Linked DNA regions of Homo sapiens: region 2 is linked to region 1. Evidence: read pairs that join two places in POLR2A ChIA-PET (ENCODE). Cell type or tissue: OCI-LY7. All regions are shown on one strand. Each heading gives the region's core, and the rest is flanking DNA. Links, peaks and the distances in the headings are about the cores only.

Region 1 (2,917 bases), core at 281-2,780:
GACCAAGGGCAAGAATGAGGTGCCTTCTTGTCCCGTCAGTGCTGATCACACAGCAGCACTCAACAGCATGTTCTTGAAATGGTTGAACACAGCTGATGTTGCCTACTGATCCCAGATCATTGATGCATTTCACATTACCTTTTACCAAGCACCTCCTAGGCATAAGACCTGTATTCTACTGTGAAGGGTTGTCCCTCTGCCAATCCAGACTTTCTCTTAAATATTGTCTCAAAAGCTTCAATTCTCTGGCTCATTGTTATCTGTGATTACTTGTCTGCTACATGTGTCACATCACCCCCTGAACATTTGGCTAAGTTCTAATATGTAGTCAGAATAGAAAACACTCCCTGAACAGAGGGGAACATCACACACCGGGGCCTGTCAAGGTGGGGGACTAGGGGAGGGAGAGAATTAGGAGAAATACCTAATGTAGATGACAGGTCGATGGGTGCAGCAAACCACCATGGGATGTGTATACCTATGTAACAAACCTGCACCTTCTGCACATGTACCCCAGAACTTAAAAGTATAATAAAAAAAAAAAACTGTTAAAAAATGTGAAAAAAAAACTGCACTCCCAGAACTTTAAAAGTTCCAGTCTCTGAAAGCCATGATGCCATTACAATGAGACAAAAAGAAGACCTTCAAAAGCAAAATTTGGGGAAGTTGTCTTTTCCATAGCTCCTTGACTCACGCCCATGGGGCCGCTTCTGGTTTATTCTTTTTGAGAGGCTTGTTATGGATATTGTTACATTGACATGAGGGCATTGGAAAGACAGATCTAATCCCCCCAAACACACTTGTCATATACACCCACAAAATAAATGAGACAATAAAACAATGAATAACAAATGATTACAGCTATCCTTAAAATTAAATAGTAACCTGCAATAAAATGGGTGAGGACTCAGTTTAGAGAAACCCTTCCTTAGAAAAGTTGGTTGCATTCAGATTCTAAAAGTTGACCTTCAGTAGAATCTAAGCCCTTGGCATTTGTTTTATTATCTTTCCAGAGCTTTACACTTTATTGTAAGAGGCAGCTAAAGCAAGTCTCTCTTGTTCCTACACATTTCTTTAAGAACTCAGTTCACTTCCCTATAGCAAGTGCCACCCAATGCTTTCCCTAAAAGCTCAGTCCACTTCCCTATAGTAAGTGCCACCCACTGGAAACTAGCAAAGCATTCCAGGATTTCAGTATTTCTGAGATGCCATAAGAGCACTGGGGGGAAAAAAAGGAGATGAAGAAGGGTATTGGGTGGGGAAAATCTTACCTCAACTTCTGACTGGCGGGGACGGTTATTTTATTAAGCTTGTCCATTCTGTTTGGTAATTGTAAGAGACACGAATAACTGTCCAGTGGTCACGTCAGCAGTTCCTGGCCCTCCTAGGGAGCAGCATGGTAAGCCTCTGGTCTCAAGGGTTCCGGCCACTCAAGTCTGATTTCTGAGAGTGCAGGCTGCTGGCAAACACCCCTGCTCTAGGGAGAAGTAAAACTTGCCCGAGCACATAGTCAAGTTTCATGTTTCTACATAATCATGTGATCTGGATAGCCAGCCAGCTTGGTGATTACTCCACTTTGTGTAAACTTTAATAATGAAACCTATTGGGCAGGCAAATTTCTTTCCAGCTGCTTTCTTTTACAATCAGATTTGTAACCAGGTTAGGACAAGTTTCTGGCTGGTCACTACTTCCTGTTTGTCCCAAACACATATAGTCTGTTTCCAGCAGGTGCATGCTATAACTGGGAACTTCCTGGGCTCAAGGAAAAGCAGAGTAATCAAGTCCATCTGAACCTCTCTTGGAGACTTTCTGCTTATTTGCATAAAGTTATGGATAAGCTTTTTCTACTTATAGAACCATTATATAAAAATGGCATTTTTGTGCTTTTTCCTACCCCCCGATGCGGGCAATACGTTTAAAAATAAATATCAGGTTGTCAGTGGCATGGTGGTAACAGTTTACTCAGAGAATTAGAGTATCTCTTTTTCTGGAGCTCTATTTAAAATGGGATGGGCAATTCTCTGTTCATCTGGGGGTAGGGATGGATGACTCAGGAAAGGGGAGATGAACTCTATCGTCAGATGTGCAGCCTCCTTATTGCCTGATAGAGTCAGGAGTTACCTCGCCGATAGCCAGATGCTTTCAAACAAACCAGGATGTACCCAAAAGTCAGATGAGAACAAATCTAACAGTTTCACAACAATGCAATTCCTACATCAGGCCATTCTGAAGTCCTAAAAGCAGAATGCCATTCCCCTCCTTGCATTTGCCTCTTTCTGTCCTGTCCACCACTTGCTCATCACACCCAGTGACACGCCAGACACGAGGCCATCTCAAGGTCAGACAGGTGGGGTGAGGCTGGGAGGAGGGAGCCATACCTGTAGGGGCTGAACCTATTCAGAGAACTCTACTTCCCTCCTGGAAGACTTTATATTTCCTTCTGCCTAATCTGAAAAATGCTGATTTACCTGTTGTTTAAAGAGCAGCCCGCAGTCCAGGGTCAAGGAGGAAGAAAATGGGAGGGAAGTGACCTTTTGTACCTGGACACACTTTTCTGCAGCCATTGAGAATGCCCTGCTCACCCTTGTGGAATAAAGTACACGTTTCCAACATTTATCAAGGGAACCAGTCTTCTCCTGGGTCAGAATACACAGCAGGACAAAGTAAAGAGCTCTCAGTTACCTCTCCTGTTGCAGACCCAAGATCTGGCTGAAGACAGTGGGGAAAGAGGAGAAGACAGAAGAGGAGAAGGAGGTGGAGGAAGAGGAGGAGGAGGAGGAGGAAGAAGCGGAGGAGGAGGAGGAAGAAGAAGCGGAGGAGGAGGAGACAGAGGAGGAGGGGGAGAAGGAACAGCGGCAGTGGTAGAGGTGGAAACCGTGGATGGATTTCTTCCCTCCTGTGCCTCTTCTTTGCACAA
Region 2 (2,917 bases), core at 244-2,743, 53 kb after region 1:
GCCGGGCACCATAGCTCATGCCTGTAATCCAAGCACTTTGGGAGGCCAAGGCGGGTGCACTTGAAGCCAGGAATTCGACCAGCTTGGCCAACATGGTGAAACCCCATCATTTTACAAAAATACAAAAATTAGGTGTGGTGAGGCATGCCTGTAATTCCAGCTACTTGGGAGATTGAGACATGAGAATCACTTGAGTCTGGGAGGCAGAGGTTGCAGTGAGCTGAGATCATGCCACTGTACTCCAGCCTGGGTGATAGAGTGAGACTGTCTCAAAAACAAGACAAACAAAAAGACACTAATCCCATCATGAGAGCCCCACTCTCATGACCTCAAAGGCCCTGTCTTAAATACGGTCATACTGGGGATTAGGACTTCAACATACAAATGGGTTGGGAGGGGGAATTCCGTCCATAGCTTTGGTCTAGGAAGAAAATGCCTAAATAAATTCAGGTGCCCAGATTATTGCCATGCTGTCGTGATGTACAAATTGCCTTACCCTCCAAGAGTCTGTCACTCATGGGTACAAACATCATGGGACATGAGGACCATGGGGGGGTTGGTGGGGACAGGACGGAACTGCTCTTAAAGAGCAGATTTGTGTCTGAAAATCTCCTTACTGCATCTTCATTTACTTGGAAGCAGGGTTTATTACCTCCCAATTTTCCCTACCTTAGAGTTGCAGGTGGAAGGGACTTCCACCAGTTCCTTCAAAGCAAAAGTGATGTACAGGCCTAAAATATGGCCATGAGCAGGAGCACAGGCTTGGAGTGTAAACAGACCAGGGTTTAAGTTTGGGCTGTGCCACTTCCCACCTGTATGATGGTGGAGAAACTATATAACCTACATGAGCATCTCTTTTCAAAATGTGAGGGTACCTATGCAGAGCATGAGTGTCGGTGAGAGACCCAGCAAAAGGGAGAGCCCTATAGAGCTAGCGTATCACTCATGGACAGCACAGGCAGGCCGTCAATTAGACTATACCTTAGCCCTGCACAGGTGCCAGAACCTGCTTGTTACTTCTGTTTCATTTTGTAATGCCACATGTCAAGAAAGGACTCACCTGAAATAAAAAATGCCCTTAAAAATAACCATCACCCACCTGCTCGTTATATTCAGGAGAAACTAGGTCAAAGATTTGCTTATACTTTTTCTTCATTGCCTGAGACCTAGAAAGGGTCATGACTCGGATGTTATAATGATTATCTTAGAGACTGATGGCATGCCTTTCCCTCCATTTTAGCTCTTTACTTCTGTATTTGGAGTGGGGCTGAAGACTTCTGAGAAGTGGTTCAGGATGGGTTTCAGAACTCTGAGTAAAGTAAGGTCGGACAAAAGCCTGAAATTTACACGAATGCAGAAAGCAGGTAAATTGTCTCTCCTAAAAGTCATTGTTGCTATGGGCTGGTCGGGTCGTGGTGGAGCTCTAAGTCAGTTACACTGCAACTCCAATCTGGGAGAGCTGGGACACTTCTTTGATGTCCATTGATGCTTGGATCTAAATCCTAGCTCCAGCAGTTTCCAGCTGTGTGATCTTGAGCAAGTTGGTTAAAACCTTTGAACCTTAGTTACCTAATCTATGAAAGAGAGATAACATTGATACTTAGCTGAGAAGTCAATCAGATAATGCAGGCAATGCCTCAGCACTGTGTCTGACACAGAGCAAAGGCGCCCTCCACTGTGGCTGTTTGTGGTCCTTCACCCAAATGTCAAGCCAGGTTGTGCTGCTGATCTGGTCCTTACTGACTCTTCCGGACATTGGGTCCTGGCTGTCTCCCTGGGTAAGAGTTGTGGGTGAAGAGTCAAAGACAGAAGGGTTGGCTGCTAAGAATACTTGAACAGAGTTGTTGCCTGGCACAAATGTGAAGATGCCCTAGAAACTGTAAAACACCAGGAAAATAGAAGGGAACTGGTGGAAATCTAGGCACAGGGTTGATATACCCAACCAGGACTCTTTCGCCTAAGACAAGACCGTGGTGGGACATGAGTGCTGTCATCACCCACCTGAAAGCCTGGCAGGGCCTCTCAGAGGTTGAAGGTAGCCTGGTCACTTCCATTTATGAGGCTCCCAGTAAGTTTTTTAAAAATGAAGGAATGGCAATACAGTGTGAAAAAAACTGTGTGTTTAAAAAAATGTTTACTTTTAACAAGCAATAAAAATACAATACAGTTGTGATTCAAAAAGGAGTCACAGCCATAGTCCCTACTCATTTTTTGTAAAGTTGCTAATCTTTGAAAGATTGCTAATAATACAATGCCACATAGGAAATAAAAGAGTCTAAGAAAAAAAGATCCAGTATTTATATTCCAGGACCCTGAAAGCACACGTTTAATAAGGATGATTTACACCAGTTCTCAAGATGCCATTCAAAAGAAATTTAAATAAGTATTAAACATAAGTAGCAAGTAAATGGTTTGGAATGATGAGTAAAGACTCTCAATGCTTAGAGAGAAATTGGGAGGCAATATAGTGTTTCATTTGGATGAAACCCTTATCAAATGACGTCCAGTGCTCTCAGGATCTAAGGGCTTCCAATTCCCTAGCTTTGTAAACTGGATTTTTGTTCTTCCTGTTGAGCTTTTCCAACCCTTTGAATGAAACAGCTTTATTCATTTAGTCAATCAGTGATTTCCATCTAACTGTTTAATGCTACCAGTTCTATGCAGAAATCAAGGAATGCCCTCCCATTATACTTATACCCCCACAAGTAGTTATAGGCACCCCTTGGAGCAGCACTACAATGAATGGAATTGCCAATGGGAATAGCTTAGAATACTGTGAAGGGTAAGCTAATTGAACATATTGAAAGGACAGTTCATGGTCAGATGGATAACCTGATCCAGTTTTACTCATATTTGCACTTGATTGCAGTTCCCTGAGGCTTGAGCGTGCACATGCCACGTTTGCCTTGAAAAGTCA

What was found. Peaks named below come from ENCODE experiments on the same cell type or tissue, not always from the same donor. Only the 100,000 strongest peaks of a DNase experiment are listed, where the experiment ranks them.
Region 2: POLR2A ChIA-PET joins it to region 1 with 10 read pairs; 2 of 35 experiments call an interaction of 5 or more read pairs at or near these places.

Annotation. Positions count from the first base shown.
Region 1 is chr10:96,270,081-96,272,997 of GRCh38, forward strand. BLNK (B cell linker) reads right to left here and starts at 1,489. Exons shown (of 17, transcript NM_013314.4): 1 at 1,272-1,489. The coding sequence starts at 1,318. RefSeq lists enhancers at 235-354, 385-434, 2,544-2,643. In OCI-LY7, for the core only: no CTCF peak of the experiment used is centred there; DNase peaks (open chromatin) are centred at 1,521 and 2,263; H3K4me3 peaks cover 2,500 bases; H3K27ac peaks cover 2,500 bases.
Region 2 is chr10:96,323,026-96,325,942 of GRCh38, forward strand. DNTT (DNA nucleotidylexotransferase) reads left to right here. Exons shown (of 11, transcript NM_004088.4): 6 at 1,241-1,364. Among named protein-coding and RNA genes, the nearest start is that of DNTT, 20 kb to the left of the region's middle. RefSeq lists an enhancer at 1,235-1,796 and a silencer at 2,911-2,917. In OCI-LY7, for the core only: CTCF peaks have their summits at 1,684 and 1,892; a DNase peak (open chromatin) is centred at 1,666.